Regions from separate parts of the Homo sapiens genome. Here region 1 is linked to region 2. Evidence: chromatin loops called from intact Hi-C (ENCODE). Cell type or tissue: mesothelial cell of epicardium. All regions are shown on one strand. Each heading gives the region's core, and the rest is flanking DNA. Links, peaks and the distances in the headings are about the cores only.

What was found. Peaks named below come from ENCODE experiments on the same cell type or tissue, not always from the same donor. Only the 100,000 strongest peaks of a DNase experiment are listed, where the experiment ranks them.
Region 1: a loop joins it to region 2, with 26 times the contacts of the local background. A loop is called at or near these places in 3 of 110 quality-filtered maps.

What each region holds. Positions count from the first base shown.
Region 1 is chr2:159,122,536-159,135,270 of GRCh38, reverse strand. All of the region lies in intron 4 of TANC1 (tetratricopeptide repeat, ankyrin repeat and coiled-coil containing 1), which reads right to left. Among named protein-coding and RNA genes, the nearest start is that of MIR6888, 58 kb to the left of the region's middle. RefSeq lists enhancers at 10,659-11,170, 11,171-11,684. In mesothelial cell of epicardium, for the core only: no CTCF peak of the experiment used is centred there; a DNase peak (open chromatin) is centred at 5,234.
Region 2 is chr2:159,069,808-159,082,542 of GRCh38, reverse strand. All of the region lies in intron 3 of TANC1 (tetratricopeptide repeat, ankyrin repeat and coiled-coil containing 1), which reads right to left. Among named protein-coding and RNA genes, the nearest start is that of TANC1, 110 kb to the right of the region's middle. In mesothelial cell of epicardium, for the core only: CTCF peaks have their summits at 10,923 and 11,126; no DNase peak of the experiment used is centred there.

The sequences.
Region 1 (12,735 bases), core at 748-8,747, 55 kb before region 2:
CGATTCATGCTACAACATGGATGAAGCTTGAAAACATTCTGCTAAGTGAAAGAAGCCAGTCACAAAGGATCTACATGATTCCATTCATATGTCATGCCCAGAATAGCCAAATCTTTCAGAAAGTATAAATGGTTGCCAGGGGCTGGGGGTTATGCAGGCTATGCAGGCCTGTGGGGTAATGGTAAGGGATATGTGACTTCTTTCTAGAGTGACCAAATGTTCTAAAATTAGGTTGTAGGGATGGTTGTACAACTCTATGAATATATTTAAAATTAGTCTATTGTATGCTTTAAATGGGTGAACTGTATGGATGTGTATTATACCTAAACAAAACTGCTTAAAAAAAATTAAAAGGCTAGGCACGGTGGCTCACACCTGTAATTCTTGCACTTAGGCCAACACAGAAGGATCACTTGAGCCCAGGAGTTTGAGACAAGCCTGGGCAACACAGTGAAGACCTGGTCTCTATACAAAAATAATAACAAAGAGGCCAGGCGCGGTGGCTCATGCCTGTAATCCCAGCACATTGGAGGCCGAGGCGGGTGGATCATGAGGTCAGGAGTTCGAGACCAGCCTGGCCAAGATGGTGAAACCCCGTCTCAACTAAAAAAAATACAAAAATTAGCCAGGCGCGGTAGTGGGCGCCTGTAATCCCAGCTACTCAGGAGGCTGAGGCAGGAGAATCGCTTGAACCCAGGAGGTGGAGTCTGCAGTGAGCTGAGATCACGCCACTGCACTCTAGCCTGGGCGACAGAGCAAGACTCCATCTCAAAAAATAAATAAATAAAAATAAACAAAGTTAGCTGGGTGCAGTGATGTGCGCCTGAAGTCCAAGCTACTCAGGAGGCTGAGGTGGGAGGATCACTTGAGCCCAGGAGGTAAAGGTTGCAGTGAGCCAAGATCACACCACTGCATTCTAGCCTGGGCGACAGGGTGAAACCCTGTCTCAAAAATAAAGAAAATACTGCCTATTCTGTTACATTTTGGTCCAAAATCACTTCCTTGATTCTAGTGTTCCTTGGTTGCCTTAAAGTGGCTTTTAGCAAGACCACAAAGATAGGAAACATTTTACATCAGTAAGAGAAGGGGTAGTAGAAGACATGCAGGCAGGAATCTACAACTATCCCCTCTTCTTAGCCCTGGGCCATAGCCCTGACAGTCCCAGGGGCCCAGTTCCACCACTGTGTCATGATGGGGTGATGCAGATAGACCATCCTTCTGTCTCAAACGTCTTCTGCATCTAAGAAATTCTGTTCAAAAGATGGTTTATGGCGAGAGATGCTGCCATCTAAAGGCATACTACAAAAGCATTTATACTACTATAAAAATAATCCAATTCCTAGCCAGCTACATGGGTGTACTACATCTTAAACTAGACTGTTATCAAATAAGCTAATAATACTTTACAAATAAGGACGGTATTTCAAACTTCAGGAACCATCGTTTTTAAATGATTCATGTAGTATTTAATCACTTGGCGGTCTTCATAATTTAACCCTGTCATAAAGGGAACTTTTACAAAGATTAAAATAGAATGGTTACAGGGGACACACAATTGCAATCTAAGTGCGGGATGTAGGCTATTCAACAGTATCCAGACTTTATCTACAACATATATATATATCCACACATAAATATGCGTAGGGAAAAAGACTTGTGGGGGTTTGGGGGTGGAGCTAAACTATTTGCTGTGTAAGAGACATAAACTAGAAAGAAGGGCCTGAATAGGACAGATACAAATGGAATCAATTAGCTGGGTGTGGTGGCGTTTGCCTGTAGTCCCAGCTACTCAGGAGGCTGAGGTAGGAGGGTCTTGTAAGCCCAGGAGTTGGAGGCTACAGTAAGCCGTGATTGCACCACTGTGCTCCAGCCAAGGTGACAGAGCAAGACCCTGTCTCAGACAAAAAAAGAGAAAAAAAAAAAAAAGGAACCAGAACAAAGACAAGAACCCATATACACTTTTGGTTTGCCACCTACTCTCTAAGGTAAAATGAACTGCTGACATATTTTCCCTTCATCTGCCCTCATCCATTTGAAGGACCTGGGGAGGTAAAGCTCTTTGTTATTATTGCCTGATAATTTGCCCAATGAGCAGGCATGGCCACTGCTCAAGAAGTGCCTGTATTTCTGCTCCCCTTAACTCTTCAGGGTACAGTAACAGCAAATCTAAAGAGATCTATTTCCAAGCTCCAATCTACCTACCCAAGAGAGTCTTCAAAACTATTCTCTAATAGTAAGCACTTTCTTAAAATGTGGGCTATTTCATTAATGTATGATGGTTATTGTAAATGTCTGGATCCTGGAACCCAGTATCACCCAGAGCCTTCAGAAAGCATCCACGTGCCTGCCTGTTTAACTGTCTTAGAACGGTTCTATTCAGATCCAACCCCTAACTCATAGACTCAACCCTGAGGAGCCAGGATACTCAACGCAGGGACTCATGAGTTGGGCAGACCTAGGTTCAAATACTGTACCCAGGCCTGGCACGGTGGTTCATGCCTGTAATCCCAGCACTTTGGGAGGCCGAGGTGGGTGGATTGCCTCATGAGTTCCAGACCAGCCTGGGTAACATAGTGAAACCCCATCTCTACTTAAAAAAAAAAAAAAAAAAAAAATTAGCTGGGTGTGGTGGCATGTGCCTGTAGTCCCAGCTACTTTGGAGGCTGAAGTACGAGAATCACTTGAACCCAGGAGATGGAGGGTGCAGTGAGCTGAGATCACACCACTGCACTCCAGCCTGGGCAACAGAGTGAGACTGTCTCAAACAAAACAAAAGAAAAACAAAACAAAACAAAACAAAACTGTACCCCTCCCTCCTCATGTCCCCTAACTCGGGCCTTAATATGTCCCAGACCCTAAAGGTGAGCAAATGAACCTCTTGCTACAAGGGGAAAATCCACGCACAAAGACCAGGCCCACCTGGTTCCCAGGCACACTAAATCACAGTAATGTCACATACGAAAGGAGACCTAGAATATAACAAAGTAAGTAAAATATATATTCAGTGGTCACACAAGGCAAAGCACGCACATACATTAATTCACTCATTCCTAATAACTCTGGGAGAAAAGTACAATTTCCCTCATTTTTAGGTCAGGAAACTGAGGTTCAAATAAGTTGTTCTTATCTGAACTCGGCCCACACATGACAAAGCAGGAAGGAATTCACACCCTGGTCTATGCAGTTTTGAAGCCCAGGCACTGAATCACCATTGAGCACTTATACAACTATCAAATCTGGATTAAATATGCAATTCTAGAAAAAGCCCAGGCACTGGGAACTTCCACCACCCAGTCATCAACATCCATGGACGCTGGCTGCAGAGGCAGCAAATCGTTTATGCATCCTACTTGTCTCTGATCTTCCCTTTTACTAGAGGAAATATTAAGTGAATATAAACAACTGTTCTCCTGCATGATCCTTGTATTTAAATTGCTTTTCACAAACAGCTGAACATAAAGTGCTGTAAAACAAGATAAATTTATAACCATAGGTTTTATTGTCCCCCACAATCACTCATTAGAGAATTTGTGCATACTTTGCATTAAGCAGAGCAGATGATACGTGTTTGCCTCCACTCCCTCTCAAAACACCATTAAAGTTGTAGCAAAAAGATTAAAGAAAGACCAGTGGGGAAAGGAGAAAGAGCCACTGGCCAGAAACCAAGCCTCTGAAGGTAGGAAACAGATTGCCAAGGAGCAGTGGAGCAGGTGGAGCAGAAAGGTTAGTGTTGGGTGGGGGCAGGGGAAGGGGCGGGGGGAGGGGGAGTGATGAGGGCTCAGCCCGGGCCAGAGCCTCGGTGACAGCAGGCCCATCGGAAGGCAGGGGCGCGGGTGACATCCAGTAGTGTGGCTGGTTGAAAACTACTGAAGGAAAAGTGAGACCCCCCAATCCCAGAAATTTCTTAAGCCTGGAACATCCCTTCCCCTCCCTCATCCTGGAGGCCAAGTTTATTCTCTGGAAAGGCTCAATTCTAAGACCATGGAGAGAGATTCAAGAGCTAAACTCATGAGTGCCGTTTTCTTTTCATGTTTTTTTTAAACTTGTAACTGCTAAGGAAAAAGTAGATTAAGAAATATTCTACATGCAGACTGATGGGCCAGAGACGTATCTCCCACCCCCAGCCCCCAGCTATGAGATCTGACAGCCAAGCTTATAGGCCACGGCAGGAAGAGATGGGAGGATTCCTCTCTGGGGAAGCTCATCAAGAGAAGAAGGCCTAAAGATAATCATAGTTGGGGACCCCCCACCCCAAGAAAGGTAGATCCCTGACCATCATGCTGCAGCACAGCTTGCCCTCAACGTACCCCTTTCAATCAGCTTTTAGCACCTTATATACAAATAAGGAGCCAAGGACCACCAGGCAGGTGAGGAAAGACCTACCCTGAAAGACAGCAACTGACACAGATTAAGAAAGGAACTCTGAGTTGGGCACGGTGGTGCACGCCTGTAGTCCCAGCTACTTGGGAGGACTGCCTAAGCCCAGGAGTTCGAGGCTGCAATGAGCTATGATTGTGCCAACCCTGTCTCTTTAAAAAAATAAACTAAGGAATGAGAGAAAAGAAGAAACGCCCTATAGAAAGAAAAGCAATACTGTTTCTATTACACAAAAGGATACTGGCACAAGGGACATCTGGAGCCCATGATGTGGGCAGCTAAGCAGGCTGCGGCTACAGAACAACTGCAGGCCACACAGTCAGGAGCCATCACAGTCACCAAGCGCCAATCACACATGACCACCTATTAAACCACAATGACACTAATCGCTGTGCCATCTATACGGAACACTCCCCCACATAAAGCAGCCACAGTCCTTATCAACAGAGATCCAGACTGAAAAATCCATCTCCCCAAGCCCTCACTCAGGGAAAACTACTGCCCAGCACCTTCCCCTCACAACTTTTTGTTTAAAACGAAATATTCAAGCATAAGCTACTTTTAACTTCCCCCTTTTACTTAAACCAAGTGTTATGAGATTAATCCCCCCAAATTAACCAGAATGTAATACTACATAATAATTACCCAGAAAGCATGATATTCCAGCTACTGGGTATGTTTTAACGCAGGAGGCTCTTAAAAACAAAACAAGACTTGTCTGTGGATAAAAACATGAAATAAACAACAACAACAACAACGAGAACAAGGAAAGACCGTCTGGTATTAGCTGACAACCAGCTCCTCTAGGAGCTGGCATGTCTCCAGGGCTGGGCTCCCAGTCCCCCGCCGCCCCCGGTACTGGTATCCTGCTGCCGCCGCTTTTCCAGCTGTAACGTGCACAGGCTTCAAATGTAGATTCTGATGTTCAAGGTGTGGGCTGGGACCACAGATGACACTTTGGTAGCACGAACGGGGTCTCTAGGGAAGACCGCTGTTTACCACCCACTCCAGTCAGGTTCAAGTGAAGTGCAGTGGCTGTGAGTGGAGCACCAACGTGTTCAGTTTACAAGATTTAAGATAAATGGGCATTACCCTCCATCATAAATTAAAGCTACTTCATCTGAACTCTAGATCCTTCTCCTCATTCCAATTTCCCCAGGCCACTGCCCCTCCCCTCACAATCTCCACTATGTGATACAGGAGAAGGTGGATCTCAAAGTTATAAAGGACCCTTAAAATTAAAAACAACAAAGTGCCAAAAGTAAGTTACACAGCCATAAACCCAAAGATATCAAGTATGCAGCTTGCAAAAGAAAAAAAAAACAACAAAACAAAACCCAAGCACCTGTCAGCTTCTTTAACTGTGTAGCAGGGCCTGTGTCAGTCTGGAAGGATGTGGCCAGAACCCTCCCTTAATTACTCCACTCTGCAGCCCAGAAGGTACAGCACTCTCCCCATTCAGAATTCTGCCTTTACATAAATCTCCAAATAGACTTTCCCAGCGGCCAGTTTTCCTGCTTTTTGACATTTTAATCACACAGCTGACTATTTTGCTGCTTAGAAACTGCCACATAAGGAGTATTTTTTAAAAGAGATGGTAGAAATAAACCAAACCCAGCTTTATCTCGAGGCAGTGAAAGGGAGAAGGGCAGGGATTACCTTTCATTTCTGAGTGTTTCGGTTAAAGATAATTATATATTTATATGAAAGCAATATTTGGGACACAGAACACCTGAGGCTACTTATTGCATTTAAAGTGGATCTTACATTTTTCATGATATCTGGAGGCTGTGAAAAGTGACACTGTATGTTATCAATCATTTTAGGGATTTTTTTGCATCCTGAACTTTCACAGTAAAGGTTCCTGCCAATTTTATCTGATCTAGGTTTTCATTCCACAGTGGGAAATTTCACAAGATGAGGAAAATAAAGAGATGAGTAAGATAATATTTTGGGGGCAGGGGGAACCTTTATCACTAAGGCAAATTGCATTAAATAGCCAATTCCTAATGGCAAACCGTGGTAAACTACCAGATAAGTCTTGGATTTTAAGGAGCAAGACATCCAGACAGAGCTTCTAAAGTTTGACCCCTCTTCCCCTGCCCCCCCAACAAAAGAGTGCTTGGTCAGGGAGGAGAATGAGGTGACATGCAATTAGGGACTGAAAAAAGATGATGACTTGGCCTACCCAAGCCTGTGGGATAAAGGGAGTCTTTATAACAGGAACATGGGCTGGCTCCCTGTGCTTTTGTCTCTTGCCTGAGTTGAGGCACGGCTCGGGGGACAGAAGGCACCGTCCAAAGACACCATCTTACAGGGTAAGAGCCTCTTGGGAAGATTCACCTTGGGGGAAGGAGACAGAAAATGAACTGACCAAGCTGGAAAACCTTGGCCAAAGAGGAGGGCAATTTCAAACACAGCCTGGCATCCATCCCTTGGATATCTCCCATGAGAGGCAGAAGGGGATTAAGTAACTAAACTGCTGACAGCTCTCCTCCAGGGAATGACAAAACGCAGCACCAGGCCCCCCACAACTCCTGGGATACAGGGTATGGATGAAGGACAAGGCACCTGGAAACAGAAGTGCACCAGCTGTCCCAGCAGACACCCTCTGGGTACTTCCAGAAGCATTCAGGAACACTTTTACAAGGGCCTGGGGCCTTGTATGAAAAGGTAGTGGCAAAAGATCAGTGTGATTTGAGTCACTACTACTGGGACCTCATCCTAATCCAAAGACAAGTGAGATCTAGGGAAATTCAGACTGCAATTCTAGGGAAGAAAAAAACAGAAGACAAAAAAGTGTGTCACCTGCTGATAGTGAAGAAAACACAAAAGTCACCTAACACCACTCTTAATAAGCCTCCTTTTATTTATTTCAAATACCTTGTTTGCGAAGATCCACTGGGAAAGGGCAGACAGCCTTTATTCATTGGTGCAACGCCTAAGACATTGTGAGGATGTAAATGTTCACAATCTGGTAGGAAAACAGTATATCAAACTGGAGCCATGCTCCTTTTTTCCAAATTGTATCTTAAGTTCCAGGATACATGTGCAAAATGTGCAGGTCTGTTACATAGGTAAACATGGCAATGGTGGTTTGCTGCACCTATCAACCCATCACCTAGGTATTAAGCCCCACATACATTAGCTACTTATCCTGATGCTCTCCCTCCCCCCGTGCCCTGACGGGCCCCGGTATGTGTTGTTCTTCTCCATGTGTTCTCATTACTTCATCCATGTCCCTGCAAAGGACATGATCTTGTTCCTTTTTGTGGCTGCATAGTATTCTATGGTGTATATGTACTACACTTCCTTTAGTTTATCATTGATGGGCATTTGGGTTGATTCCACATCTTTACTATTGTGAATAGTGCCACAATAAACATACGTGTGCACGTCTTTACAGAAAGATTTGTGTTCTTTTGGGTATATACCTCGTAATGGGATTGCTAGGTCAAATGGTATTTCTGGTTCTAGATCCTTGAGGAATCGCCACACTGTCTTCCATGATAGTTCAACTAATTTACATTCCCAGGAACAGTGTAAAAGAGGTCCTGTTCCTCCACAGCCTCACGAGCATCTGTTTCTTGGCTTTTTAATAACCGCCATTCCGACTGACATGAGATGGTATCTCATTGTGGTTCTGATTTGCATTTCTCAAATGATCAGTGATGTTGAGCTTTTTTTCTTATGTTTGTTGGCCATGTAAATGTCTTCTTTTCAAAATTGTCTGTTCATGTCCTTCGCCCACTTTTTGATGGGATTTTTTTGTAGCCATGCTCCTTTCAATAAGGTATCATTAAAATAAATGTTAACACTTTCAAGTTCCAGTTTGTAGTCTACATGTTTATAGCATCATGAGTACAATAAGCTCCTAGTACAACAAAGTAACTTGAGTAACATTTCTGCTTTCTTCCAGTGCAATCTGTCATGCTGTTCTCACACTGTACTAAAATTGTTATATATGAAAGCATGGAAATGCATTAATTCATTTTATTTACTCAACAAATATCTGTGACACATCCACTGCATACCAGGCACAAGGGTGAGAACCACAGACATGACTGAACTCTCGATGCTCTCGGTTAAGATGGCAAGAGTCTACTATATCATTTGAATTTTATTTCAAAACACTTCAACATAAGCTGGGATATGTCCAGTGGCTGTAAGCCAACTGCCTAAAAGCAATGAATTGTCTTAATCTGGAAGACAGGCTCCAAGAGTAGTTAACCAGCTTTTAATCAAAAAGCCACACTCAAGAGACACTACTGCAAGCCAGTCTGCTAGCTATCCTTATCACCAACCAAGAGCAGGTTATGTTAACTAGTATACTTTGGGTCAGAAATGGGCTTTCATATTGGTTAAATTACTGACTTTGTTAATTAGTATTACAGCTGTTGGAACATTTTCAGTGGTGAAATTGATGATATTTGAGGTAAGGGAGTTGACTGGAAATGTCAGAAACACTCTGCCTGTGTGTGACCCAAATATAAAAATCTAGCAGGCCAGATTGTAATAAGCCTCAGAAATGTAAGGCTCAAGGTTAAGAATGGTGCCCTAGGTTTGATAAGTAAATGGCCCCAGGTCCAGCTGCTGATTCCCAGGAATTGTTAAGTCCCTGATGTAAAATGGCAGGAAAACCTGAATTCTGCCTTTGGTGGGCCAAATTCTAAAGATATCATTCCAAGATCCCATCCCCTCATTACTGAATCAAACACAATCTGGGTACGACCATGTAGGGACTCTGCAGATGGAATTAAGAATACTAATTAGATGACCTTCAAATAGATTATCCTGGATTATCTGGGTAAGCTTGCTATAATCACACAGACCCTCGAAAGCAGAAGTGAGAAAAGGCAGGAGGAAGGGTCAGACACTAAAGTGTGAGAAGGAAGCCACCTTTCTGGCATTGAAGATGAAGGAAGGGAACCACAAACAGGAATGCAGGCAGCCTCTAAAGTTGAGAAGAATCCTCAGCTGACAGCCAGTAAAGAAATGGGGACCTAGGCCGGGCTCAACAGCTCACGCCTGTAATCCCAGCACTTTGGGAGACCGAGGCGGGTGGATCACCTGAGGTCAGGAGTTCGAGACCAGCCTGACCAACATGGTGAAACCCCATCTCTACTAAAAATACAAAAAATTAGCTGGGCGTGGTAGGCACCTGTATTCCCAGCTACTCAGGAGGCTGAGGCAGGAGAATTGCTTGAACCCGGGAGTCGGAGGTTGCAGTGAGCCGAGATCACGACACTGCACTCCAGCCTGGGCAACAGAGTAAGACTCTGTCAAAAAAGGAAGGAAGGAAGGAAGGGAGGGAGGGAGGAAGGAAGGAATGGGGACCTCAGTCCTACAGTCACATGGAACTGAATTCTGCCCTCCTGAATGAGCCTGGAAGTGGTTCATCCCCTGAGCCTTAACAGAACACCACCCTGCTACCGTCTTGATTTTGGCCTAAGGAAACCTAGAGAAGAGAGCCAGATGTGCCTGGACTTCTGTCCTAAAGAATTGTGAGATAATAGATTTAAGATAAGCTTGTAGTAATTTCTCAGGGCAGCAATAAAACACTGACATAATGTCTATGAAACACTGTCTCATGTGCTACAGGTAAACACCAAATGCAAGCTGCTGTCAGAGCAGACTCCTGAAAAGGACAAAGCTGGAGCCTCACCAGGCGTATAAAGCAGGTTGTGTGGCTGTGCTGTGACAGCCTACTAATAAATCTGTATGGGCAGAACTCCACCTAAGCCTTATTTTCATTCATGCCTGGTTGTGAGCTCACAAGGAGGAAATCTCTAGCTCTTACTTCCTCTGACTTTTGGTAGTAATTACAATGTGCCATAAAGAATCTAATACCAGCTGGGCATGGTGGCTCACGCCTGAAATCCCAGCACTTTGTGAGGCTGAGGTGGGAGGATCACTTGAGCCCAGGAGTTCAGGACCAGCCTGGGAAACATGGTGAAACTCCATCTCTACAAAAAAATACAAAAATTAGCTGGGCATGGTGGTGCGTGCCTGTACTTGGTGAGGAGGGCGGGGGGTGGGGAGAGCTGAGGCGGGAGGATCACACAAGTCGAGGCTGCAGTGAGTCATGCTCATGCTACTGTACTCCAGTCTGGGTGATAAAATGAGGCCCTGTCTCTGGAAAAAAAAAAAATGCAGCTGATTTCCTTAGCTTTGTAGGAATGGTTAAGAAAATAGCTACAAACAATTGAACAACCACAAACTTTGATTTAAAGATATCCCTGGAGGAAAGATCGATCTTCCTAGAATGGCTAATTTCAGAGTTTGTCTAAGGAACTCAGGAAGTAGGCCTTAAGCCACAGGGCTCTTCTGTTGTTTGCACAAGGAGGAAGTGAGCCCTCCACTGCCTGAAGTAACTGACTCCAAAAGGAAGGCAGGATCCTTGAGAATTTTCTTTCCCTGTGGGTTCAGACCAGCCCCTGGACCAACAGCAACAGCATCACCTGCGAACTTATTAGACATGCAAATTCTCAGCCCCTCCCCAGACCACAGAGTGATTCCGATGCCCCACTCAGGCTTGTTTTTTGTTTTTGAGACAAAATCTCGTTCCGTCGCCCAGGATGGAGTGCAGTGGTGCGATCTCAGCTCACTGCAACCTCTGCCTCCCAGGTTCAAGTGATTCTTATGCCTCAGCCTCCTACAGACAGGCACCACCACACCCGGCTAATTTTTGTATTTTTAGTAGAGACAGGGTTTCACTATGTTGGCCAGGCTGGTCTCGAACACCAGACCTCAAATGATCCGCCCGCCTCAGCTTCCCAAAGTGCTGGGATTATAGGTGTGAGCCACCTCACCTGGCCTCCCACTCAAGTTTGAAACCCACTGGCACGGCCTGTCTGGAGTAGCTATGCAAGACCTTGCCCACAGCCCAAGAAAGCTCAAAATTCAAGTATGAAGACAAAACAGTATGATGTTAAATGACTTGGGAAAAACAGCAGCGGGAGGGAGGAAGGCAGCGATTGAGCTGTACCTGAGGCTGGGGGCACGAGGGGAGACTGGCGTCACTGAATGGGACCACAGAGGTGGGAGGCAGGGGGTTTTACTCTTTCCATTTCCTAAACGAAGTAAAAGCAGTTGGAGGAAGAGAACTTTGTCTCTGTTTAGCTTCTTTACAGTGTTTAGCACAGAGCTATGTACTCAGGTGGGGCACAAATATATATTTCAATAAGAAAAAGTTTATTTCTGCTTTTTAAGTAAATTATACTCATTTGCTATAAATTAGTAACTTCTAAGAAATCCTGTAATTTGGGAATGTCTTCTCCAATATTTACTCAGTACAGTGGCTACCACAGAATTCCATTTCATTTCTGTCAGGGCAGGAGATTCAGAAGTAAGGGGAGGAATGTGAGAAGGGAGATATGGGGAGGTGTTGGAGGGGTTGAGGTGGGGTGAGGGGAGCGTGGGTCCCAGCCCAGTCCCTTGAAAGCTTCCACTGATTAGAAGGTGCTCCACGACCCCTCCCTAACCAGCCAGGAGAGGGTGAAGGCAGAGCAGTCCTATGTCTCACTCAATAGCACTCTCTCTTTCCATCCTCCACAGTGACCAGGTCAAGACTATCCCAGCCTTCTCCAACAAATCTAATACACGCACATACACACTCCACCCTTCGCCCTATACAGAAAAAAATCACCATCGGAAGGGAGCACCTGAAGGAAATTCTTCAGCCCCATCCTCACACCTACCTGCTCTGGCATGCATCTGCATACATCCACACACAGCGAATCCTCTACCTGCACTCATGGGCCAAGATCAGGGTGCAGAGATCAAGGGCAAGAACAGGGAACAGAGATGCAGAACGCAATTGTCTCTAGAGAAATACCTGTAAGCACTGTTGCTCTTAATAGGATTTATGAGTTTAATCAGATTAGGTCCAAAGATTAGCTATGGATCATAGTTTCAACCTGACTAGGTTGCACTGAGACCATTAAAAGGGCCAGCTTGGACAATGAGCTACCACTGCACACCTTTTAGGATGGCTAAAACTTAAAAAACAAAATATAAAAACTGCTGGTGAAGATGCAAAGTAACTGAAACCCTCATACTGTTGGTGAAAATGCAAAATGGTAGAACCACTTTGGAAAACAGTATTACTCTGCAAAAAAAAAAAAAGAAGAAAAAAGAAAAAGAATTGATACCCACTACAACATGAATGAATCAACTGCATTAGGCTAAGCGAAAGAAGCCAGACTCAAAAGGTTATACACAATTCTAAACACGACATCTGAAAAGGCAAAACTATAGGTTTGGAGGACAGTTCAGGGGTTGTCAGGAGTTGGGTGTTGACTACAAAGGAGCAGCATGAGGGAATATTTTGGGGTGAAAGAACTGGTATCTTTGTGG
Region 2 (12,735 bases), core at 3,216-11,215:
CAAAAATATCCTAGATGCCACCACTTACCAAGGTCAAAAGGAGAGTGTAAAGGAGCAGAAAAGCAAGCCAAAATGGTATAGAAATTACCTAAATTATAATAAAAGCAAACATTTGTAAGATGCTTACTGTGGTTCAGGCACTGTTCTAAGCACCGTCTTTTTTTTTTTTTTAACAAGTTTAAAACATGTATTTTAAATACAATTTACAAAATACTTAATCTGCTGACTCAGGAGCCCTCGGTACAGGGTTGGGTGGCAGTGGGCAGCTGCCCGCTACACCAGCAGAGCAAGACTGCAGGGGTGTGGCCCTCTCTCCCATGCCCTTCTGTTCAGACACCCAAGGGGCCTGTGTGCACCCCTGGGATCACACGACCAGAAAACAGGACCCCAGAGGTTTCTTTAGTCTCTGTTTACTAGGGAGGCTGAGTATAGCCCTGCTGGCCCATCTCTGAGCAGGGCACCCCCAGATGGGGCAGAGCAGGGTATGGCTTGGCTGGGCAGGGCAGGGCTGGGCAGCAGGTGGGCTCTGGAAGGGTCTGATGGTAGCATATAGGGTGTTGCCTCCTGCCTGCAGGTGGGGAGCACCCTGATCGAGTGGGCTGAGAAGGGCTGGTCACTGGACCTGGATCCCCCAGCTCCTTTGGTTATAGGCTAACATCAGAGAAGTGGCTCTTGGGAAGCGGTTAGCTGGAAGGTCTGAGGCCTGGCCCATGGGGCCAGGGAGGAGCTGGGGGAAGGGGACAGTACCGTGAAGGCAGATAAAGGGGCAGCAGCCTCAGGTTTCTGCCCCGCCCCTCCAATCTCTCTAGGGTTTTCCAAGCCAAAGCCTTTCACTTACTTTAAAATACAAAAGGAAAAAAAAGCATATAAGCAAAGTTACAGACAACTATACTCCCATACACAAAATCCAAACTGTTTTCTCATCTCCCATCAATTTCTCCCCAACACAATACAGTTGCCCGTTTTCTTTTTTAAACTTTTTCCTGCCACATCTCCATTTGGGAAGCTATGACTGCTGGTGGTGACATGCACACAGAGGGTAGACCCCATCTTCGGCCAGAGGGAGGTAGGAGCACCAGTCCCTGCCACATTCTCAATCCACAGACACCCACAGCCAGCCTTTACTTTGGCCCTACTAGATGGCAGTGGGGCAAGAACAGGTGGTCCCAGTGGCTAAGCAGCCAGCACTTCTGGCCTTCCCACCTAGACTATCTCTGTACCCTTCTCTAATTGAAAGGACAGTCTCACTTTGGGCCAGAAACCACCATTACATGAGGGATGGACACTATACATTTTGAATGTGGACACTTGGTTATGACAGTGCAACTATAAAGATAGCCAATTTTCTTCCTTGTCTTCTCCTGAAGATAATCCTCCCTCTTACTGACTGAAGCTCTGGTTCCAGCTCTGCTCACGGGCAATGCCTGGCTTTATACAGTTATAAGGCCATGCTATGGACTAGCTGCTGGCTCGACAGCTGGCCCTTCCTCCTGAGAGGAGGATGTGGTGGGACATGGCTTGCTGGGCCTGGCCTACCATTCCCACAGGGAGCCCGAGGTGGAGTGAGCCTGTGAAAATTAGCTTGCCACCTTGGCACCATAAGCTGCTCTAATCACAATACCATACCAACCAACCACTCCAAAACCTACCTGCTGGTCAGGAGTTGGGAGGCCGTCTGGCTGGCTGAGGGATAGGGCACAGTGCCACGGAAGGCATCAGAAACCCAAGAGGAGCCGGGCTGTACACAGAGCTGCTCTGGGCAGCTGCACTCTTAGCCTCTTCCACCTCAAGGAGCCAAAGCAAATCTCAGGCTCCAGGGGCAGAGGAGGAACTGTCTTCATTCCAGGCCCTCGCTCTGGAAAAAGGGGTGATGCGTAGCCTAGGCCTTTGGGGAACCAGTCTATCATCAATCTTTGCAAAGCTATTCTTTTTCCAACTTTATTCAGAATGCTCTGCCTTCAAGGTACAGATTTTACATAGGAAATATACCAGGTATAGTTACTGAGCTGGGGTCATCAATAGAGATGGAGCACCACAGACTCTTAAGAGTTCTAGCCATGCTAGAGTGGGAAGATCTATCCACCTTCTGATCGTACGGGGCAGAAGCCTCCAGGTCCTGGAGCCAGGCTTTCTCCTGGTTTTCCCTGTGCTGATGGCAAATACTGAACAAGTCTCACATCCTTTACTTCTAAGCCCAGAAATGCAGTCTCACTCCCTGACACTCTCTGCTCTCTTCTAGAAGCAGTAAGCCTGACTGGTAGGGAAACCACCCTGAGGGGTATGGGAAGGGGAAGTCTGTTCACTTTCCCTGTCTCCCAAAATACAAGAGGTGGGGTAACACCCTCCCCAGGCTCTCCGAGCCTACAGAGCTAGCCCAGTCTCCAGGCAAGGCCCAGATGCCCTGGGACTTAGCTCGGGGAGGGAGGTATAGGCATGGGGTGCCCATTTGTCCCGGGGGTTGCAGAGCCCTGCCCCTTTTCTGGGTGGCAGTAGGAACACAGAAGCTAAGGTCACCAAAATCCTATGTTTTTAGGGAATTTCCCAGAAACATTTTCAAGTAGACTACCAAACTACCCTTTCTCATTTAAAAATTCGTTAAACTTCTAAAACCCCTCCCATGCACTTCTTATAAATTAGATATTTGTCTAAACAAACAAAAATAGGGGCAAAAGGATATTTTCAAAGGAAACTTACTTTTTACATGATGAAGACATGCACTTGGGGGTGGGTAGGTGTGAGTTCTCATTTGTGTTTTGAAATCCCAAATTAATGAGCATGATAAACTGTTATTGCGGGCACTGGCTTTACCCTAAGTGGCACTGTCTGAGTCCGTGATGGGTTCCCTCAACCTTCCACTAACTCCGCCCACCCTTTCCCTTTCTATTGATTTGGGACAGCCCTTGTCAACAAAGCACTGTAATTTATTTAATCTTCACAATGGAGAGGACATAGATACTGTTATTATCCCCATTGTATAGATGCAGGTGAACCCAAGCAGCCTGGCTGCTATACTGCCCAAAACATAGGCTTTGGAGACAAACTAGGTTCAAACCATGGCTCTGACACTCAGTAACTATGTAGTCTTAAGCTAGTACTTTGACCTCTATTAATAAGCTATTGATGATGTAACTGTTTATAAACATGCAGCACACTGTCTGAAACACAGCAAACACTCAAAAAAAAAAAAAAAAAAAAAGACACACACACTTTTCAGCCAAGTGAGGTTGCTCACACCTGTAATCCCAGTTACTAGGGATGCTAAGGCAGGAGGATCGCTTGAGTTCGGGAATTCAAGATCAGCCTGGACAATATAGTGAGACCCCATCTCTTTAAAAAACAACAACAACTTCTCATAGTGCTATCATATTTTCTCCAAAAGATTCACTTTTTGCTGAACTGAGATTCACCTTCTGGTTTCTAATATCTTGAGCATTATCTCATCCCTCCCCCAAACATTTAAGTACCAAAAACCCCCAATATAAATCTAAATATCTCTACAAATATATTTTATTGTTCCTTGCTTAATGGGCATTTCCCAAAAGCAGGTATACCATAGGTTTAAAAAAAATACAAAAACAAAACAACCCTATATCTTCAACACTATCATGCCTGAAGTTTTTTAAAAAAATATTTAACCCTCATAATTACTTAATGATACAGAGCAATACTAACTTCATTTTGTAGGCAAGAAAACAGGTTCAGAAAAAATTATTCAAAGAAAACTGTAGGCATATTCAAACAGACTCTTACGTTACTTAAGTTTTTTGAAACCAAACCAGCAGAGTTATTCACCCTTAAGATGCTGCTTCCAGAAATCAGAAGGATTAGAGGTACTGTTGGAGGAGTCCAATAACCATGGTAACAATTTAATGGATGGAGGGGGAAAAAATCCTCCAGAATCTCTAATCTTCAGAATCTTGGAGCTAAGGATGTAGCTCTAAGAGGTTTAATCAGATTAGTAGAATCAAAACTCACAGACAAAGCAGGGAAATAAAGAGAGCTGACCTCCATGAAATATTGCTTTGTAACCTCTTAGTTTTCAACAGTGAATTTACAGAACTGATACAAAATCCTTCACTTGATCCTATAAAAAATAAAGGATGACTTACATATATCTTTTCAGGCTTTATAATTCAAAATTAAACAAGACACACATTTGCCTTGCTTAGAACTTTAGCTAGTAAGCTATCAGATGATTAACCACTTACCAAAATATTAAAATAGCTATTGAACCCAAGACAAAAATAGGTAAACAAACAGGTAGGAGAGAGTAAGAAATTTAAATTTTAATTTTTGACAAATACTGACATAACATATACTATATGCCAAGCATGGGCTTGAGCCCTTTATAAATAGTAATTCATTTAATCCTCACAAGTGAATCACAGGGCACAGAAAGGTTAAGTAATTTGCCCAAGTTCACATAGCTGATAAACTGTGGAGCCAGGATACAAACCCAGGAAGTATGGTTTCAAATAGCCCATAAACATATAAAAATGTGTTTGAGTTCATTCTAAAGAACTGCATAATTAAAAACAGACACAATTTTTGCCTCTCATGCTGGCAAAGATGAAATAGTTTGATCATAACCTAAGGATATGAAAAAACAAGTATTCTCTTATATTACTGGTGGAATTGTAAACTTACCACCTTTCAAAGGGACAATTTGACAAAACCTAGAAAAGTTTTAAATGAACAAACCTGTTACCCAACAGAATTTCTTACAACTATTCTTATGAAAGCACAGGCAGTTATGTACAAGGAGATTCACTCTAGAACTGACTTGTAATAAAAAAAATATATATAACTTAAGTGTCCATCAACAGAAGAATGAGATAAATTATAACTACCCAATGCAACACTGAGCTACTTTTTAGAAGGCTATATATCGATATGTGCCAATATGAAAAAAATGTATAAAATGCAATCATCATAGTAGTTTACAGAATAAGATGTATTATAAAGTCCATGTGGGGTTTCTTAAGGATCGATATATGTATTGATGTGTGTCCATATGCACATACATATATGCACAGAAGCACAGAAAATATCTTGAATGATCATCTAAGAAATTGTTAACATTAATTGCCTTTGGGGAGCGAAAAGAGAAGCAGAGAAGAAATAGGAATAGTGTCTGTTTTAATACCATCATATAGGTTTTGTTTTTATAATTGTGTACACTATTACATTTATGGAGTTTGAATGGCTTTACAAAAACAAGTGATTTTAGAATAGGATGGAATTAGGACAGTCTCAAGGATACCAAGCAAAACTTTGCTTTAAAATACTGAGACCCCACCTCTACAAAAAATTTAAAAGTTAGCCAGGTGTAGAGCTGCACGCCTGTAGCGCAGCAACTAGGGAGCCTGAGGTGGGAGGACTGCGTAATCCAGAAGTTAGAGGCTACAGTGAGCTATGATCGCACCACTGCACTTTAGCCTGGGTGACAAAGCAAGACCCTGTCTACTCAGTGATTCAGTCTAGATCAAGACCATGTAAGAATCTCACAAATAATCCTTCTAGGAAAAGAAAAAAAAATCTAAAGGAAAAAAAAAAACAAAATGAACGTCCCTGAAGGAAGAAATTATAAAGAAAATTTTCTATCTTCTATCTCAGGGATAGAGATATAGAGATATAACATAGAGATATGTTTTCCTTTATGTTTACTCGGTGTGAGATAATAAAGGAAGACAGCCGGAGACATAGTATAAACCACTAACGTACAAACACTACACTCTGAGTCCATCTTTGCTTTAACTAGCTATACGACTTTGGGTAGTTGCTCAATGCCTCTTTTTCCAGGTCTTCCTCAAGCAAGAAATTGAACTCAATTTCTAAGATCCTCCTAGATCTAAAACTTCAAAATGTCATTACTTTATCATAGTTTAAAAAAGAATCTCTACACATAATAATCTAAGAGCATGCAGCCATGGATAGAAGTTTGCACTTATGATTATAGCAATTTATTAAGGAAATGTTGCTGGAACTATCCCCATCTACTGTTGGGAACTTACCAGGAGTCAGGCTTCCAGCACATCTGGGTAGAGGAGGAACTTTGACATCTTTGGCTGTGCACAAAGACAGAATGTTATCAAGTACTGTGGATGGCTTGATGACTCAATGGGGTTGCTTTTATGCTTTTATTTTGGTTTCTTTATAAATTCTTGAATATAAGCCAATCAGACTAGTGGATCTCTAGCCTCAGCACAAACATGAAATGTTAACAACGCAGAGAAACTTTTACCTATAGAACATAGGCAGTTTCACCATCAGCGACTTCAGTAAAAATTCCCCAAGAAGCTTTCTGGATAAGTCATATAGAAAATTTGCATTACTATACACAACAGCCAGATTAGGAAAAGGGAAGAACAAGACTAACAAGCCCCTCACAATCCCAACAGAAAAAAACAAGTACAAGGGCATGAAAAAGACAATCATTGAAGAAGAAATGTAACAGAGCAATAAATACTGGAAGAGGTCTACCAATCTCAAAGAAATGCTAATTAAAAACAATGAAGTGCAAGTTTTAACCTATAAAAGTGACAAAGATTACTAAAACCCACAAATACCCCCTAGTAATAGGAATTGTGCAAGCAGGCACATTCACATACTGCTTACACAGGTGGCAACCAACATGAGCTTTCTAGAAAACAATTTGGCAAGAGGCACTAACAGCTTATAAAAAGTTCATTTCCTTTCCCTATTAACTCCATGCTTGAAAACATATTCTAAAATAAAATTCATACAAAGGTATGTATTTTCCAGACGGTTTTTTAAATGAAAAAAATATGGAAACAAAATGGGCCCAAATAAAACCATGGTACATTGGTACAATAAAATCTTAGGCTTTTTTTTATACAAAAAAATGACATTGTATTTAAAAAAGATAAAGCAAAAAATACAGAATATCTTGGGTTATTTGCTTGTAAGTATTATGAGTGTTTTCTATTTTCTTTTTTTTGTGGAGACAAGGTCTTACTACTCTGTCACTTGGGCTGGAGTGTGATGGTGTGATCACAGCTCACTGCAACCTCGACTTTCCAGGCTCAAGCAATCCTCCCACATCAGCCTCCTAAGTAGCTGAGACTATAGGCATGTTCCACAACACCTGGCCAGTTTTTTTTTTGTTTTTTTTTTTTAATAGACAAGGTCTCACTATGTTGCTCAGGCTGGTCTTGAACGCCTAGGCTCAAGCAATCCTCCCGCCTCAGCCTCCCAAAGTGTTGGGATTACAGGCATGAACCACTGGGCCCAGCGTATTTTTCGAATTTTGTACATTGAGTATATAAATATTAGGCATGGATTCAAATACTGATATTCTCATTTTTACTTCTCTAGTAGTTTAAAGAAAATCTTAAGTGTAATAAACATTCTAATTGATTGACTTTTTTTCTTCCTTAGTACATAAAATAATGGTGTTTCATGACCAATTCTCCAGGGTATCGTGTTTATAATAACAACATTAAAGTGCTATAGATGAATTGTGTTCCCAAAATTCCTATGTTGAAGCTCTAACTCCCAATGTGACAGTATTTGGGAGATGGGGCCTTTGGGAGACAATTAGGTTGGATGAGGTCAGATTAGATGATTGGGTTACATGAGCACATGATGAGATTAGCGCTCTTATAAGAAGAGATACCAGAAAACTTGCTATCCCTGTCTCTACCATGTGAGAACACAGGGAGAGGGCAACCCCTACAAGCACCCAACCATGCTGGCACCCTCATCTCAGACTTTCAAGCGTGCAGCATGGCGAGGGGAAATAAGTTTCTATTGTTAAAGCCACCCAGTCAATGGTGCTTTGTTACGGCAGCTCAAGCAGACTAAGACAACACGAAGATGTACTATCAAAAATCAAAATATTTTTAACATCTCGTACTTGGAAAGAAGCTTTCTAGATAAGTCATATAGAAAATTTGCTTAGTGGGGCGTGAAGAGCAAGCCCTCACAAAGAAACAATGCATTAACATAAATTCCTTAATTTTGGCAAGTGAAATAAAAACACAATCATCAGGAAGACCCTGTGTGCAGGTGGCTCTCTTCCATCCTTAACCTGGAGTCTACCTCCAGGCTCTTAGCCTCTGCTATCAGCCAGTTTCGTGATCTACAAAAACCCAGACAAGATCTCAAACCACTACAGCCACCTCCATGCATGTCTCACATCAGAGACATCATTCCTGATGACATCCCAGGGCATAAAGATCATCACCATGTACCAAATCTAGCAGTTGAAGGCTCCAAACTCCCTTAAAAATGGGCAACTCCCTGACAAACTTTAAGAGTGTGAAGAATTAAAACCAGCTGCTCAGTTGCTCGTTTTACCTTTACCCACTGCACTGTGGTCACCAGAACATAGGACAAGAACAATGGTATTTTCATGGCTGATGAGGTATAACTAGCCTGCCCCTAAAAGGACAGAGGGGAGTGGGAGAGAGAAGACACACAGATGCTGCGTTCTAACTCTGATTCTGGATGTGAATAAGGTTTCTCAATTTGATGCTGATCCAGAGCTAGGGCTACCCAGCTGGTCACCTGATGGCCACCCTCATTAACTGCAAGACAACTGGTTGGTAAACACACCATCCCCTTAAGACTCTTATGAGGAATACTCAGTTTGGATCACCAGCCACGAAATAAAAGCCAATCTACTTCAGAATCCTTTGTAGCCCGTCTCCCCACTCAGGAACTACACTTGCCAGTAGATTATATGAAATCAAGTTTTTTACATTCCTGTAGGATAGAAATAAAACCTTAGAATTCCCCTTCTAGGAAGTGCAAATAGAAAACATGGAAAAGCAAAGATGAAACTTTTTATGGGAATTAAGTTACATATACATGGAACTTTCTGAAAACTAAGTCTGTACAAAATAAGACCTTTGTGTTTTACAGAGGAGTTTTAATAAAAATTTGTGAAATAAAATTAGATTTGATAATTTAAAAATGAACTCGGAATTGCTCATTTGCCTACTACTGATCTAGCTTCCTATGGCATTTATACATACACATACAAAAAGCAGCTCAAGTAAAGAAGCATTGTTTGAGAGTTTTATCACATGCTTTATGATGATTCAGATAGGTGGTGCCTTGCTGGAGATCTTATGCCACAAAAAGGTCTTATTAGTCCAGGGTGACTGACTTCCCTTTCCTCTGGGGTCCAGAGCTTTCTCCAAGTATGCCCCCCACCAGGAAAACAGGCAGTTCAGCATGAAACCAGCTTGGGCCTTACATGTAGGTGCCTAATGATAAACGGTAGATATCTGTTCCCTACTTCCCCTAACTCTTTCATCCTTTATATTTCCCTAAAACACATGGAAAAGCTATGAAGAGGTCGGGGGACAAGGGCCCTCCATATATAAAGACCTTCATTCACAAAGGATGTGTTGAGATAACATTTTATAAACTGTACTTAGAAATCTATTCTCGAAACTGCTTGCCAACTCCCGAAATCCCTTTAAGCAAGGAGAAAAGCCTTTCAGTTTAACTTCATAAAGAGAAAACCATAAAATGCAAGTACTTCATAGAGGTTAAAAGGTAAAATACATTATTTTGAAAGCATAAACCACCACAGGGCAGACAAATGACTCAGAGCTTCCCCAGTTTTGTTATAGGGGAAAGGCTGAAGCTGGGAGAAGAGCCTTTAGTATCCAGAGGAGATGCCAGAATATTTGGGAATAGGAAGTCATGGAAAGAAGCTTCTAGAACATCACTCTTCATCTGAGATCAGTCCTGTCTTCTCCATAACAGAAAAGGAACAAGAAGCTTTTTTTTTTTTAATTATTATACTTTAAGTTTTAGGGTACATGTGCACAACGTGCAGGTTAGTTACATATGTATCCATGTGCCATGTTGGTGTGCTGCACCCATTAACTCGTCCTTTAACATTAGGTATATCTTTTATTTATATATTTTTAAGGGTTTTGTTAGTTCTTTAAGGTATCACACAGTTTTCTCAAGAAAGAAAAGATGTACTGGATATCTAGCAGAGGCCAAATGTCAAGCTAAAACACTTTTGCAGAAAGGTATTCGTATTCAACCCTGACAATACAACTATAAGGTAGTTTAATCAAGGTTAAGAAAATATGTCCAAATTCAAGTTAAATAGGAGGTGATCGAGCAGGGATGTGAGTCTGTGTCCTCTAATTTCAAAGTCCATGCTTTTTCTTGACTTTGTGACATACATGAGGGACAACAAAGAAAATCTGATGAAGGAACCTATCAAACCAGAGGGAACAACCAGCATTCCTGCTCCTATTAAAAATCAGGCTGGGCACAGTGGCTCACGCCTGTAATCCCAGCACTCTGTGAGGCTGAGGTGGGCAGATCACCTGAGGTTAGGATTTTGAGACCAGCCCGGCCAACATGGCAAAACCCCACCTCTACTAAAAATACGAAAATTAGCTGGGTGTGGTGGCACATGCCTGTAATCCCAGGTACTTGGGAGGCTTGGGCAGGAAAATCGCTTGAACCTAGGAGGCTGAGGTTGCAATGATCCAAGATGGCACCCACTGCACTCCAGCCCAGGCAACAGAGCCGAGACTTCATCTCAAAAAACAAAAAACAAAACAAAAAAACACAGAAGTCCCATTCTATGTTTAAATCATGTTCTAACATTTTGCAGAATTTGTTTAAATGCCCCAGTAAAGAAAAATACAATACCTTTATACTGAATTATTTCTGCTTGTTTTGTTGCTTGGGAAACACTTTTGGAGAATGTTAACAAGAAGATACCAAATATCCATAGCTCAGCAAGAGAGTCACTGCACTAAATTCCTAAATAGTCCACAACCACAGAAAACGGGCAGTGGCAGCACAGAATAATCAAAAGCAGCTTCGTATTTTCTACATAAAACAAAGCATCATTTGTATTGAGGCATGTTTAGAAGGTACCACTGAAAGCCAGGCTGCAGCCTGGAATGGCTTAAAATACCAAGTTTAACAATCACATCAATGGCTTTTAAACTTTAGAGGCAAACAGCTTCCTTCTACTTGAAATTCAAAGTGAAGAATTAGATGCAAAGCTAATAGATTAATTCAGTACACACACAGGCTTAGAGACTATCCAATGCCTTAATTAACATCATTACAAGTGTATTTAGCCAACCACCTGGGTTTTAATGAGAGAAAGGTAAAGGTCAAAAAAAAATTTTTTTTTAACAAGTTGCTTCAAACTAAGTCCCCCTACTGGGGAAAAATAAAGCACAAATAATTTAACTACAAATAAAAGACTTAACATAAACAGTTTTTATTTTGGCACATTAAGGAACTATTCCTTAATCAGTCTATATTTTTTCTGTATTTTAATTGAGGCAGTACTGCAATTAAAAGTTCACTGAACTTTGCTGTTCTGCCTCAGCTTGAACCTACTTCCTCACCAATACTGAACAACTAGGAGAATTACAGCGGGCAAAACACTACAGATTGAAGACTGGTGGAAGGCAGAAGGGACAGAAGTAGACAGGGACCAGCCTTCTCTAGAGAGCAAGAGGCCTTGACCACCTAATGCTTCCAGAGTAAGGACAAAATCTCCAGGGTTTAAAGAAAGAACAGAAACACTACCAACTGTGAGCTTTAATTACATCATAGATGTTAGATCAAATTATGTTTCATTTCTTGGAGACCAGTAGAAAAAAAAATATTAGCTGAGCCATTTACTCGCTATGTGGTAGTAACAGCTACCATAATGAGCTGCAATTAGATATCTGTGCTTCCTTAGTTTTTGAAGGGGAGGGAACCTGCCCAATGTCTATGACTGAAGAATCCTCCACAATGCATATGGTGGTGGATAGTAAAGTCCATCTTGTACAAATCTTAGCCAAGAAGTCCAAACACACTCTTCCGGGCTCTCTCATGCAGCTAGATCCGAGGCACGTGAACCAGGTTCGGCCATTTATATGCACCTGCCTCACATTTTCAAATTGTCCTTGATTTTCCTTTAAGCACTTTCTCTTCCAGATGGATTTTTGAATCAATTTTGTAGTGTTTTAAAAAAACACACAGGATTTTTAGAGCCATGAAACTACTCTGTGATACAACAATGGTAGATATGTCATTACACGTTTGTTCAAACCCACAGAATACACAATATCAAGAGTGAACCTGATGTAACCTATGGACTTTGGGTGATAATAATGTGTCAATGTAGGTTCATCAGTTGTAACAAATGCACAACTCTGGTGGAAAATGTTGATAATGGTGGAAGCTATGCGTGTGTGGGGGAAAATCTCTGAACCTTCCTCCCAATTTTGGCTGTGAACCTAAAACCACTCAAAAAAAAAAAAGTCTTCTTTAAAAATTGGGGATTTCATTAGGGATTAAATGGAATGTCTACATAATTATGGAGGAGCTAGATGGTTTAAAATAATGAATCAGGTTATTCAGAAAAACAGTATTTCCTTCTACTTATTCAGGTCTTCCTTTAAGTCCTTCAATAAAGTTTTATTTTCTTTAATGTGAGGCTGCATAGCCAGTCACAGTGGTTCACGCTTGTAATCCCAGCACTTTGGGAGGCCAAAGTGGGTGCATTGTGTAGGCCCAGGAGTTTGAAACCAGCCTGGGCAACATGGCGGAAACCCCATCTCTATTAAAAAAAACAACAACAGCAACAAAACCCCACAAAAATTAGCCAGGCATGGTAGCGTGGTGGCTACTCAGGAGGCTGAGGTGGGAGAATTACTTGAGCCTGAGAGGTCAAGGATGCAGTGAGCCGAGATCACGCCACTGCACTCCAGCCTGGGT